2 separate regions of the Homo sapiens genome follow, and region 2 is linked to region 1. A link is a contact called in ENCODE Hi-C or POLR2A ChIA-PET data. All regions are on one chromosome and are shown on one strand. The core of a region is the stretch at or near the end of the contact, and the rest is flanking DNA. Distances in the headings are between cores, read along the strand shown. Region 1 has its middle 44 kb from the start of BCAS1-AS1. Region 2 overlaps BCAS1-AS1 (BCAS1 antisense RNA 1).

What was found. A loop is a pair of places that touch in the nucleus more often than their neighbours do. ChIA-PET counts read pairs that join two places held with the same protein, here RNA polymerase II (POLR2A). Pooled maps may share reads with other maps.
Region 2: a loop to region 1 is called in a map of OCI-LY7, with 2.4 times the contacts of the local background. The contact joins two enhancer-like sites. A Hi-C loop is called at or near these places in 15 of 168 maps with a recorded cell type or tissue (B cell, CD8-positive, alpha-beta T cell, Caco-2 and 11 more), 27 of 37 single-sample maps with no recorded cell type and 26 of 50 pooled maps. POLR2A ChIA-PET finds 5 or more read pairs at or near these places in 19 of 52 experiments (A549, A673, AG04450 and 15 more).

What each region holds. Positions count from the first base shown.
Region 1 is chr20:53,868,272-53,875,229 of GRCh38, forward strand. It overlaps the pseudogene SUMO1P1. Among named protein-coding and RNA genes, the nearest start is that of BCAS1-AS1, 44 kb to the right of the region's middle. RefSeq lists an enhancer at 6,627-6,958. Within about 2 kb of position 1,665, at least 27 of the 41 ENCODE cell types and tissues checked have a DNase peak (open chromatin) inside an H3K27ac peak, as active enhancers do; they include B cell, CD8-positive, alpha-beta T cell, OCI-LY7 and 1 more, where a contact is called at or near this core.
Region 2 is chr20:53,933,416-53,940,118 of GRCh38, forward strand. BCAS1-AS1 (BCAS1 antisense RNA 1) reads left to right here. Exons shown (of 5, transcript NR_199019.1): 2 at 3,948-4,179. Among named protein-coding and RNA genes, the nearest start is that of BCAS1-AS1, 21 kb to the left of the region's middle. RefSeq lists an enhancer at 1,597-2,098 and a silencer at 5,355-5,649. Within about 2 kb of position 1,401, at least 15 of the 41 ENCODE cell types and tissues checked have a DNase peak (open chromatin) inside an H3K27ac peak, as active enhancers do; they include B cell, CD8-positive, alpha-beta T cell, OCI-LY7 and 1 more, where a contact is called at or near this core.

The DNA of each region.
Region 1 (6,958 bases), core at 415-2,914:
AGAGCTGGGCACAGTGGGTTCACCTGTAGCCCCAGCTACTCAGATGGCTGAGGCAGGAGGTTCCTTTAAGCCCAGGAGTTCTAGTCAAGCCTGGGTAATGTAGGAAGACATTGCCTCTAAAATACATATATACACATATATATTTTATATACAATATATTATATATTTTATATACAATATATTATATATTTTATATACAATATATTATATATTTTATATACAATATATTATATATTTTATATACAATATATTATATATTTTATATACAATATATTATATATTTTATATACAATATATTATATATTTTATATACAATATATTATATATTTTATATACAATATATTATATATTTTATATACAATATATTATATATTTTATATACAATATATTATATATTTTATATACAATATACTACATATGATATATTATATATAATTTATTATTTATATATAATATATATTATAGAATATATATTATGTAATATATATAATCATAATATATAATATATATAATAATATATTATATATATTATATATCATATATAACGCATATAATATATATTATATAATGCATATAATATATATTATATAAAACATAATATATATAATACATACAACATATAATATATTGTATATATAATACATACAATATATAATGTATTATATATAATATATTTTATATAATATATTATATATTATATATTTTATATAATATATTATATATAATATATTTTATATATAATATATATTTTATATATAAAACTAAAATAAATGTTATATATAATGTATAAATTTATATACAAATATAATTATACATAAATATAAATATCTAGAATATAGCATATATGGTATAGATCATATATATCATACTATATTATAATATATATTATAATATATAGTATTATAGTATGATATATACTATATTTTATATTATATACTATATACTATATGATATGCATCATATATTATATGATATATAGTACATACTATATATGTATCATATATTATATGATATATAATATATATAATATATAACATGTAGGATATACACTATATAATTTTATATATAATATAGTATACATATTATATATAAGTATGCAGCCTAAGCAATATGGCAAAACTCCGTCTCTACAAAAAAATTAGCTGGGGGTGGTGGTATGTGCCTGTGGTCTCAGTTACTCAGGAGTCTGAGGCGGGAGGATCAGCTGAACCTGGGGAGGTCGAGGCTGCAGTGAGCCACGACTGCACTTCAGCCTGGGCAACTGAGTGAGAACTTGTCTCAAAAAAAAAAAAAAAAAAAAAAAGTAAAGTGTCAACGTTGCCAATGTTTCCAAGAAGGGGAGGTGGGGGGTTGGCTTCTGGTTGGGAAATACTACTTGAGAACCATCTGCCCACAGACTCCTGCTTGAGAAAAGAAGAGGTTAGTTAAATGCTCAGCCAGTTATAATGAAAACAACTGGTTACAAAATCGTACTTTTAGTCAGAATTCATAGAGTAGAACTTAAAATAGACAAAAGGAAAGGGAAATAATGCATCAAGGGACCCAGAGATCACAGAATAGCCAGCCCTTCATTTTCAGGTGAGGGCCTCTGTGGGAAGGTGCGTTCCAAGCCACACAGTTGGAAGTTGAGCGAACTGAACCAAGGCTGGGCTTTTGTGTTTGCTGTTTAAACAGTGTGTGGTTTTACTCACCTACCATAGTGCTCCTCCTACTGGTGGGCACCTTAGAGTAGGCTGAAAACAACGTGTCTCACTGTCCTTTTTTGTTTGTCTCTGAGTATTTTTCCTTATGATCTTGAAGTAACATTTACTTAATTTGCAATGAATGAAAACAGGCATGTACAGCAATCGTTTAAAAAGTATATTTTATGAGGTTTTGTAAGGATAATAGATTAAAAATTATTGTAGTGACTGTAAATAAATATGGCTATAAAAAGTTAAATTCTTTTTGGCATATAAGATACATCTTTGCTCCTTTAGTAGGTGTAGTTTACATCAACTATTTTGTTATATATCTAAAAAAGAGAAGCCATGCCCAGAACCAAGTATTCCAAGTCCTATAATCATAAAGGTAATACTAGTAATGAGTGTTTCATGTTTACTTTTTAAAAAATAAGTTTTGAATTATGAGCTGTCCTGAGCAATAGCACAGGTGGACAGAATAGCATCACAAACAGTCCTGAGCTCAGCACTCTGCTTGACTGGTTTTGAGCTCTCCTGTTTCAGGGTCTTTTCAGGTCCTTCTGGCCAGGAACCGTCTTTCCTTTGCAGGGCTCACACCTTCCTTCCTTCATGCAAGCCTCTGCTGAGATGTTATCTCTTCGGACAGGTCTCCTGACTGCTCTATTTGTAGTGAATGCAACTCCTAAATGTATTCTGTATCATAAACAAAAAGCACCCTCCATCTCCCCTGGTCACTCTTCATAGCACTTATTATATATTTGTTTGACTTATTTATTGTCTAGCTTATCCAACTAGAATCCAGGCTGTGACTCGCTGAGGGCTTTGTTTTGTCTACCAATACCCAGAAGGATGCCTGTTATACTGCAGGCACTGAGTAAATATCTATTGAATAAAAGTATTATTGCCTGGGCAAACTTTGTAGGCAAGAGCAGGCTAGTAACAGTTTGGTGTAGGTTGATGAATTCTTACACTCTGGTAAATGACCTTTGTCTTTTTAAGTATAATAATATTATGTTTAATGTTTAAATGGCTTAACACGACAAATTATATTTCCAAGAGTTAATCATTTATCCATCTTAAATAACAGGTCTTGTTTTCAGTAGAGAAAAGTTTAAGAAGAAATATAAAAAATGGCCTTTCAGCCTACTGATCAGAGAAGCCCTAGTGACACTTAAACAAGCAAACAAACAAATAAAAACACGAGTTTAGGCTGCGGCTGCTCATGCCTGTAATCCCAGCACTTTGGGAGGCTGAGGCAGGCAGATCACCAGCCTGGCCAACATGGTGAAACTCCGTCTCTACTAAAAATACAAAAATTTGCCAGACGTGGTGGCACATGCCTGTAATCCCAGCTATTCCGGAGGCTGAGGCAGGAGAATTGATTGAACCTGGGAGGCGGAGGTTGCAGTGAGCCAAGACTGGGTCACCGCACTCCAGCCTGGGTGATTGAGCGAGACTCTGTCTCAAAAAAAAAAAAAAAGTTTAGAGTTAGAAACTTAAAATTTTATGGAAAGGTACAGAATAAAAAGTGGCAGATGTTCCCCTGTGTACTTTCTTGTTCCTTTCATAAAAATAAAACTCCTGTAACTAATTTCTCATGGATTGTTCCAGAAAAAATTTTCTATGCCTATAGGCATAACTTTATCAACAAAATACACATTCTCTTAAATTGCTTTAAAGATACACACACATGCACGTGCACTTCCCAGAAGTTTCTGTAACAACCCTTGCACAATTTATACTTAGATATTTATTTGCACAACCATATTGTGAATATCACCTCCACCTGTCTGCCTGTCCCCTGTTCCCTCCCTAGTGCCTGGCACGCAGCAGGTAATGACCTATTCATTGAGTGAATAACTAAACTAGTACATCCTCGTTTAACAGAAGGCACTATGCTTTTATTAATGCACCCTGACAAACAGAATTCTTATACCACTAGTTAAGTTCTTCAAGATTCATACTCAATGAATATTGATGGTTTTTTTAAAAATTGATTTTGTTCTAGGTGCTTTCACATGAATGGGATCCTCAGGCTAATCTCCTGAAGTGGTTATTTTAATTCCTGTTCTTCAGATGAGAAAATGGAGACTCACAGAGTTAAAGCCAAATTATATAATAAGAGCTTAATTCTAGGAAAAGGTTCTAGGCCTTTGTGCCCTACTTATATTTCTAAGTCTCTTCCTTTCTGCTAGTTTCAAAAGTAAGAATGCTATGAATGTTTAAGCTTAGCTCTGAATACCAAATATTTCTGTACAGTCTGTCATGCTACAAAGGTTCATTTCAAATCTAATTAGCCCAGCAGATAAAACAAGGAGCTGGAGACTCTAAATAAACCACTAACAAACAAAAAACACCTCTAACACAAAAGAAATCTCTTGATGGTGTAAAAACTAAGCAATGTGGCTTCTAAGAACGTGGCTTCTGAACAGCTCAGAATCAAAACACAGGAAGTAAGCTGTTAATGGCACAATGAAATGAATAAAAACTATTTTGGGGGTGAACCAGAATTTGCTCTGCTATTTACTGGTTCGTGTTCAAAGTGGGGAGAGGGGCCTTGGGGTCAAGAGTTTCCCCAGTGGCCCTATTTCCAAGAAGAAATAGCCAATACACAACTCTGTAAAAAAATTAAAAAACATGGAATTGCACACTTAAAATGGATGAATATTATGATATGTAAATCATGTCTCAATCAAGCTGTTAGAAAGAAAGAAAGAAGAAAGAAAAAGCAAGCAAGCAAGCGAGCCAAATTTAATGCGGTTTTACTTTGCCAGCTGTCAGCTGGTACAGATTTTGGTCGTGTGTGGTGTGTGTGTGTGTGTGTGTGTGTGTGTGTTTAAAAAATGTGGTCTGTGATCCAGAGCATACCAGGATGTGGGAGACTCACAGGTTACTGTTTAATATTATATAGAAAACGTGTGCAGAGCCAAGGAGGGGAAAACAGTTCTGTAATTAAAAGACAGGACTAGGGCTTCCTGAGATGTAAAAATAGATGAAAAAGGTGAATCTTTTGTTCTGTGGGTGTTGCCACAACGTCACCTACTAGGGTGAAACTGCAGTGTGTACCACTCGCCTCCCACTTATAGCTGGTCCGTTGATTCCGTTGACTCGGAATAGCAGCCTTGTTCCATCTGCTGGAGTCAGAGGTTTATGGAGGCAGAAAGTGTGTGGAATTATTTCCAAAAAAAATAATCACAGGAACGGGGAGAGGGAGGGAGGAAGAGAGAGAGAAAAAGAGAGAGAGAGAGAGAGAGACAGAGAGAAAGGAGAAATGAATTTTCAGAATAGAATGAGGTTGGCTGTGTTTGCATTAAAACATTTAAATGAACACTGCAAAAGCTATAAACTGATGCTTCCTTAAGAAGAGCTGTTGGGATTGGACCAGAAAAAAGAACCTCAAAAGGGAAGGGATGGGCAGGAGGGAACTTGCTACTGAGAGGAGTAGGGTTTGCAGGTTTGCAGTTATACCTGTTGCTGTGGTTTGATGCCCCTGTGACTGCGAGGCAAGAAAAAGTAGGTGGAACGTGAGGCTCTCTGCCAGCCAAGGGGCCAGGGGAGACCCCACACACACTCTGCATCAGTGCCTCACCACAGGAAGGAGGATAAGGACAAACAAGCACCCCCTCCATGCCAAACAACAAAACAAAACCTTCTTATTCAATGTAAAAGGAAAAAAAACCCAAAAAAACAGGTAAGGTATTTCCCACTCTCCCACTTTTTTTTTTTTTTAAGAGCGAGAGTTTCACTCTTGCCCAGGTTAGAGTGCATTGGTGCAATCCTAGCTCATTGCAGCCTCAACTTCCTGGGCTCAACCAATTCTCCCACTTTAGCCTCCCAAGTAACTGGAACTACAGGAATGGACCAGGGTGGCCGGCTAATTTTTAAAATTTTTTTGTAGAGACAGTTTCATTAAGTTGCCCAGGCTGGTCTCACACTCCTGGCCTCAAAGGCTCCTCCCACAGCGCTGGGATTACTGGCATGAGCCACAGTGCCCAGCCAACTGAGGTAATTTTTTTTTTTTTTTTGAGACAGGGTCTCGCTCTGTCACCTAGGCTGGAGTGCAGTGGTGCAATCTCAGTTCATTGCAATCTCTGCCTCCTCAGTTCAAGCGATTCTCCTGTCTCAGCCTCCCAAGTAACTGGGATTACAGGCACACACCACCATGCCCGGCTAATTTTTGTATTTTTATAAGAGATGGGGTTTCACCATGTTGACCAGGATGGTCTCGATCTCCTCACCTCGTGATCCACCCGCCTCAGCCTCCCAAAGTGCTGGGATCACAGGCGTGAGCCACCACACCCGGCCTCAACTGAGGTAATTTTTTGAGAAATTCTGGGCAAATGCCCTCACTTACCACTGATCATAGGTTTAAAAACGCCAATAAAACTTGTTTATTGCTTAAGACTAGGGCAGTAGTTACCCTGCTGGGGAAGTGATAGAAGGGGGTGCAGAGGTGTCCCTTTGTGAAAACCCATCAAGCTGGATATTCCTGATTTTTCCACTACTGTGTATCTAGGAAATATTTGACTTTTTTTCTTTTACAATTTTTACAAATATTGTTTATTTTAATGAAGCTGGTGTAGACAATGTCCATTTAAAACCCGATATCCCAGGCCAAAAAGTACAAATAAAAAAGAGCAGTATTCTGTTGTATTCATTTCTGCATGTATACCTTTATTGATAATGAAAATCAGAACTTTTCTGGGATCTTCTGACAAGATTAAGAAAAAAAAAATCTTCAAATGTCTTTTCTTCAGGGAAGCCATCTTTGGAGTTAGTCGTTACTCTCAACCTTATCTGTCACCTTGACTTAACCTGATGCTCCTTTTCTTTTGGTCCAGACCCTCAAATCTTAAAAATAGCTTCAAGTTGTTAAGGAGAGGTCATTTTTCCACAGCTCAGTTCTCTAAAAAACTTCCATCTCCCACCAAAAGTCATAGTCCAGGAGTGAAACAATCACATGGTTGAAAATCAGGGCCAACTGGAAAGTCATTATGAATACTTGCATTGGTCAATCTTATCATCTGAAAATGTACAGTCCTGAAAAAGGTGGCCTCTCTGTGCACACATAATTTTTATAAAAGGAGAGGGCAATATGAAGAGGCCTGAGCCTTGATCACCAGAAATCAGCATAATGAAAACAAACAATAATGAATAATGAACACTAGAATTCAAATTACCAGATGTTTTAAAGAGATGGAGTGCCTGTTTTCAATTCCGTTTTAAATACCATGCTACAAAAGAACTATTTAAAAAAATAAAAAAGGATTGAGGGA
Region 2 (6,703 bases), core at 151-2,650, 65 kb after region 1:
TTCTGCTGAATCAGCTGTCAGTCTTATTGTTGCTTTCAATTGAAGTGGAGCACTGCATCTCTCTTTTAGGATGCCTTCGAGGTATTTGTCTAGCTTTCATGTTTGTACTCAGTAGGTAAGATGGTCTGCAACTATGTAGCCATTTTTCCCAAGAGAAATTTCACATATTAAATGGCTTTGGTTTTCCACAGATGATGTTAGAGATAGCAAGTGGAGGTAGAGGGAATGAAGGGAGATCAAATCAAGAGAGGTTAAGATAGAGGAAGTAGCTTTACCTAAGGTGAGTAGACCCTAGACAACTGGCAGAACGCTGGGCCAAAGGAAAGATATAGGGGGCAGGATGGCATTTTCTGCAGATAAATGACCCCAGAAATTCAGACACTGTGATATCCAATATTCACTTTATATCTCTCTTTATTGTGTTGTATTTCCCTTAAGTAAGTGAGGTTCAGAGAGGATAATCAGCTTGTCCAACATCAAACAGCCGGTCAGAGTGACAGGCTGACATTCAAACTCATGCCAGTAGACTCTAGATCCCACACCTTTCGCTGCTGAACTATATTAAAGATCAGAGGCTTTTAAAGTTTTCTTATTACAAATCATAATAAGAAATACATTTTGAGTCTATACACATACATTAGTAATCAAAACAAACCTTCCACTAATGGATGTTAACCATATTACCCGTGATGCACCATGAGCTTTCTGTTGTATTCTATTCTATTCCATTCTGTTCCATTCCATTTCATTTGCTGGATCAACATAAGTGGGTTGGGCCCTGGCTTCAAATAAAAACCACTGCTAAAGACAGGAACTTACCTTAAAGGTTAAAAAAAGTACATAACTCCGATTAGCCAAGAAAAACTCAGAAAGTGAGAAGGAAGGGCAAAAAAAAAAAAAAAAAAGTCACTTCTTTTTGTCTTTCAGGAATTTTAATAATAAAACAGCTTTGGATCACCTATTTTAGATTCTTCTAGTAGACAGCCCCCAGTAGATTCCTTAACTTTTCAAATGGCATTGAAAAAGCGAGGAAGTTATTTCACCTCTTTGGGAGGCTGTCTCAGTCCTCTCTATCCATTGGAGGGCAGGGCAGCCACTCAATAAGTGTCTGTTGCATGAGTCAAGTAAAGGATCAGACCGGGGTGTCTCAGAGCCTTCCCTGCTCTTCTATTCTCTGTTAAGCCACTGAATGAAGAAGGCTGCCACATTTTCCTCTGGGTCAATATCAACAGCAAAACAATATCCCAGAACGGTCATTTCTGGGACAATAAATAGTTTTCCAGAGCTGCTATCTTAGGCCTCTCTGCCACTAAGGGATTAAAGAGAAATGCACACCCCTCCAGAATTTCCTGTCCTGTCTTGCGGTTAACTTAAAACATTTTCAACTCCCGCCTCCCCCTTTCTCACCATCTCTCTTCATGGTTAAAGAGGTTATAAATTTGCAAAGGAAATGATTAAGCAAATCCAGAAAATTTGGCCATGGGACCTGATTTTTCAAGGCCTTAGTTTTTGAAAGCTGAAGAAATCTGTCCACTGAAGGATTTGCACATGAGTTTTTTAGTCTTAGGGCTGGGGCATAATTTCCTGTTTTTGTATTCTCAAAACTGTTAAGCTACTTGTGAACAACTGGCCAGCAAAGATAGGGAGGGGGCAGGGGATGCGGAGAGAGGGTTGTGAGCCCAGAGGGGAGGAGAAAGGCTGTTTCTCCTCAGTTCTCACAGAACCTCTATGAAAATAGAAAGATTTATTTATTTATTTACTTTAAAGACTGTGAAGTAGAGACAAGGGGTAGATTCTAGACATTGAAGTTGGAGGTGTGAGTGGTAAAGAGGAGAAGAAACATGTTTTAGCAGGAACTTGAATAAGCTGATTGAAACTCAAAGAACAGTCTGTTTCCATAAGCATGAACATTTCTTAGACACTCATTTTGTGCTTTGCATGGAATACATCGTTAAATCCCCACAGCAACTCAGTGAGGTGGATTCTACTAGTGTCTCCACTTTATGGATGTGAAAGTGAAGCTGGAAGAAGTTAAGGAACCTGCTCAAAGCCACGTGGCTAGCAAGTAGCACCACTGGGATTGCAACCAAGGCTGTTTGGACCCAGAGCCTGTGTTCATAGCTACTGCTCTCTTCTGAAGATAAAGGAGGAGACAAGGATGTCAGCATGACCATAGCATACATGTTCATTTATTTAGAGCCAGGGAAGGGGGTGGGACACTAATCAAGGTTGCCCCTTCCCTTCACTTCCCTTCCCTTCCCTTCCCTTCCCTTCCCTCCCCTCCCTTCTCCTCCCCTCCCCTCCCCTTCCCTTCCCTTTTTTCTCCTCTTAAAGCCACCAACTGTGCTAGGTATTTGTATGTTTACTCTCAGATCATTTTTCCAAGCTTCTCTTCAAACTGCATTTCCCAGGTTCCATTACCAACTGGCTTCTGGTTAAGTTCAGCCAGTGGGCGGCACTGACACGTATTTTTCCTGCCTCCTCCCTCCAGTCAACAAAAAGGTACTGCTTGCAGAAGCCTCCATTGGGTTCCAGCTACCCTCAAGCAGCCTCACCCCCATCCACATGGGGTTCTATTTCCCACAGGGTGCCGGGTTCCCTAGCTCCAGAAGCATCACCTCTTCCCTTTGGCTGTGTGTCTCTAGTGGTGGTTCTTTTTGTAGCCTATTTCTATTTCTTTCTTTCTTTTTTTTTTTAAATTATACTTTAAGTTTTAGGGTACATGTGCACAATGTGCAGGTTAGTTACATAGGTATACATGTGCCATGTTCTATTTCTAATCTCCGGGTGGGCCTCACGGCCCCATGGTTGTCTTTTCAACTCTTCCAGTACCTTTAAAACTAGCACCCATATTAATGTCCTTCTATTCAGCTCCTTGTCATGGGATAGAGGTTCCCGAGAAAACCCTAAGACACAGATCACAGATTTTTCTTTTTTTTTTTTGGAACAAAGTCTCGCTCTTGTCCCCCAGGCTGGAGTGCGATGGTGTGATCTCGGTTCATGGCAACCTCTGCCTCCCGGGTTCAAGGGATTCTCCTGCCTCAGCCCCCCGAGTAGCTGGGATTACAGGCGTCTGCCACCACACCCGGCTAATTTTTGTATTTTTAGTAGAGATGGGATTCTCCTTCCTCAGCCCCCCGAGTAGCTGGGATTACAGGCGTCTGCCACCACACCCGGCTAATTTTTGTATTTTTAGTAGAGATGGGGTTTTACCATGTTGGCCAGGCTGGTCTAGAACTCCTGACCTCAGGTGATCCACCCGTCTTGGCCTCCCAAAGTGCTGGGATTACAGGCGTGAGCCACCGCGCCTGGCCGACACAGAGGTTTTTAACCTAAGACACAGACCCTGAGACAAAAACTTAGGTGCAAGTAGTTTATTTGGGAAGTGATCCCAGGAAGCACAAAAGGTGGGGTGGGGGGGCGTGCTCATGAGTATGTTACTGCTGTGGGTGACGGGTGGCTCGGTCTTGCTGAGGACCCTTGAGAGAACACAAAGACGACCCCTCAACATTGTCCCACTGAGAGATGGGGCAGCTGAGGTGTTTACCTTTCCTCTCCCATCTTTCACTGATTGAGAATTGTCCTTCGGGGCATAAAATTTCAGGTATTTTCAAAATGCCATGCAGGTGGGCTAAACAAGCTCCTACAGCCCCTGGAGAAAGCCACCGAGAGGAAAAGCAAAGAACGAGGAGTTTTGGGGTGGGAAGCTGTCAGTGCTGCAGGTAAACTCGGGTAGTCTGAAGACGATGGGGCAGGGCAGCCACAGCACCTACTGCCATGGCGACTTGGCCACCGTTATAAGTAGATGCAACTGTACAACCAAGGATAGCCAAGGGTGGACCTGAGCCCCCTCTCCAGAAATTCTGCCTTACTTTAGAATGGGGTGAACAGCAGGGAAAATGAACATTTTTCTTTGCTTTTTCTCCTCCCTCCTTTCTTTTTTCTAGATAAGCCAGCCAGCCAACTGCTTATGAGGATAAGGAGAAACTGGGGCAAAGTTTAAGGATGTCGCAAAGTCTGGGTGGCCTTCAGTCCATGAAAGAGAACACATCTGTTCTATCTCAGGCTGAGGTCATCTGCATCCTCATCAATAAGCTGACTGAGCACTCATTACCTGCCAGACACGGTGCCTACATGCTCTAAATGCACGGTCTCGTTTATTCTCAGCAACTTTCCGAGGTAAGTGCTGTTAGCATTCCCATTCCACAGAGGAACAAACTAAGGCTCTGAGAAGAAGTAATTTGCTCAAGACCTCACAGCCTGGGATCATGGGTATGAATCATCTGGGTGAATGATGAGGCCAAATCCCAAGTCCATGTTTATGACACTTAGAAATAACCATTTAAATGTCCTTTGAAGGGTCAAAACCATTTAGAGGTTTTATCTCTTTCTTACAATCTTCAAAGAAGTTTAACACCTTATAATAAATATCTCACAGATAACTCAGGTCACTTAGTGAATATTAGTTGAATTGCTTTTGTATTAGATCCTACCTGCAGCCAAAATATAAATCTATGTTACCCTCCAGCTCAAATATCTTCCATGGCTCCCCATTGCCGTCAAGAGACAATTTAAACTCGTTACTATGGACTTTTTACTCCAAGTCCTTGAGATCCATCTGTGCCACCTCCCCAGCTTCCATCCTCTTATCCGTTCTCCTCACAGTCTCACTTCAGCCATGCTAAGCTACCTGCCATTCTCTCTGTGGACCCTGGGCTCTTGCACTTGCTGTTCTTCTGGGAGCCCTTTTGTCCAACGCTTATTCATTCTGTGTGAGTTAACTCAACTGTCACCTCCCCAAAGTGGCCAACCTCCACCCACTGTGGTCTTGCGCCAGTGCCTTCCCCTGAGTCCCATGACACCCTGCATTTGCTTCTCTTACATTGTATTATTATTATCTTTTTGCCTGCCTGTCTCTCCCACAGACATGAAAGCAAGCTTTTATGTACTTAGGTTGGATTTCAACCTTGGCTCTGCCATGTGTGTTCTTGGGCAAAGTTGTTTTTTTCTCTGTGAGCCTTAGTTTCCTCAGCTGCCAAATAAGCAGTGAACAAAGTTAAGTCATGTGACACACAATACCTGGCATATAGTGAGGTTCAATGTTAGCTTTTTTTATCTAAGCATCTTCAGGGCCAGTCTTTGGACCAAACATGCTGTTGATGCTCAGTGAAGTGGTAGCTCTACCTGGACCAGTGGTTTTCAAATTTTCTCCTTCATTGGAACCTCCTGAGAGGCTGCTAAAACACAGGTTACTGGGTCCCACCCCAAGAGTTTTTGATTCTGCGGGTATGGAGTGGGGCTTGAGAGTTTGCATTCCTAACATGTTCTCAGGTGGTGCTGAGGCTGCTGGTCCTGGGACTGTACTTTTAGAACCACTGGGCTGGTTACCTGGGAAGGGTAGATGTCTGGTTAGGGTGATCAGACATTCAGAGCTAAAACAAATTCACACTAGAGGATAAGGCAATCCACAATGGGTGTGGCCACAGGATATTTGTTTAGCAATTTATCCATTCAACCAATATTTGTTGAGTATCTACCATGTCCAGGCATTGTGCTAGACACTGACAATAGAACAATGAATGAGCAAGACAAGAAGGTTCAGATCTTGATAAGTTCACATTCTAGTGGCACTGCTTTGGAAGGTGGGGGCCGTCATTACACAAATCCCATGGGTGTGAATTGAAGGGACACAGTTAGTTTGGGGAATGGTTAGCCTTAAAGCCACTGATACCAATAATGGCTTTACTGTCTACTGTATCATTGTATTGCCTTCTCAACATGATTTCACCAAAATGATTCATTGAAACTGATTATGGTATTCCCATAATCCCCTTGCCTGGAACTGCATCCATCATTCAGCACAGTTTTAGGATGAAGTCAACCCATGGAACATGGCAGAATGGAGTGTCAGAGAACCAGAGCCAGGCTATGAGACTTAACACCAGTTATATGAAACGATACATTTCCTCATTATCGTTGTTAGCTGGAAGAGAGTCTCAGAGAATCAAAGCCAAAGATGTTATACAACACCTATTATATGAAATGATAAATACCCTTATTGTTACGATTATCTGCCAATTCAAGTAGGGGTTTTCTGTTACTTGGTGCTAAAAGTTCCCCATGATAGAATAGCTTGCCTTTCCTAAGTGCTTACAATGTGCCAGCCACTGCACTAAATGTTTGGTATGCACCATCTCACTGCATGCTGGCAGCAACTCCACGAGTAGGCTCTATTATTAGCCCATTGTTGAGGGAGGACACTCAGAGTTTAAATCACTTGCTCTTTAGTTGGGAGTGGAGAAGATGAGAGGTAAGGCTGCTTTGTGGAGCAGGATGGGCCAGTAAGGATTACTTAAATGCATTGCAATGACACCAACTGAAACGTTTTGCAATCACACAATCTTCCTTGAGCTTCTTCCAAGATAGAGCAGATAAGGATGGAAACACAAACCAACCAACCTTATCTTCATTTGGAGGACTGAGAATCATAGAAGGCAACTGACTTGCCCAGTTCAGCTTTCTCGTTCTAGTTCTCCTAATTAAACTTGACTGCTTTCTAGAAGTTAATCAACAAATACACTCTCAGGCTGCTTTGGCCCAGTTTCCCGGTTAGGCAATCAGGGAAAAAGGGCTAGGCATTGTAAAACCCCAGGTCCTGCAGCTCCCCCACGTGGCTGCATTTTGACAAAAGCAAGCTTCTGAG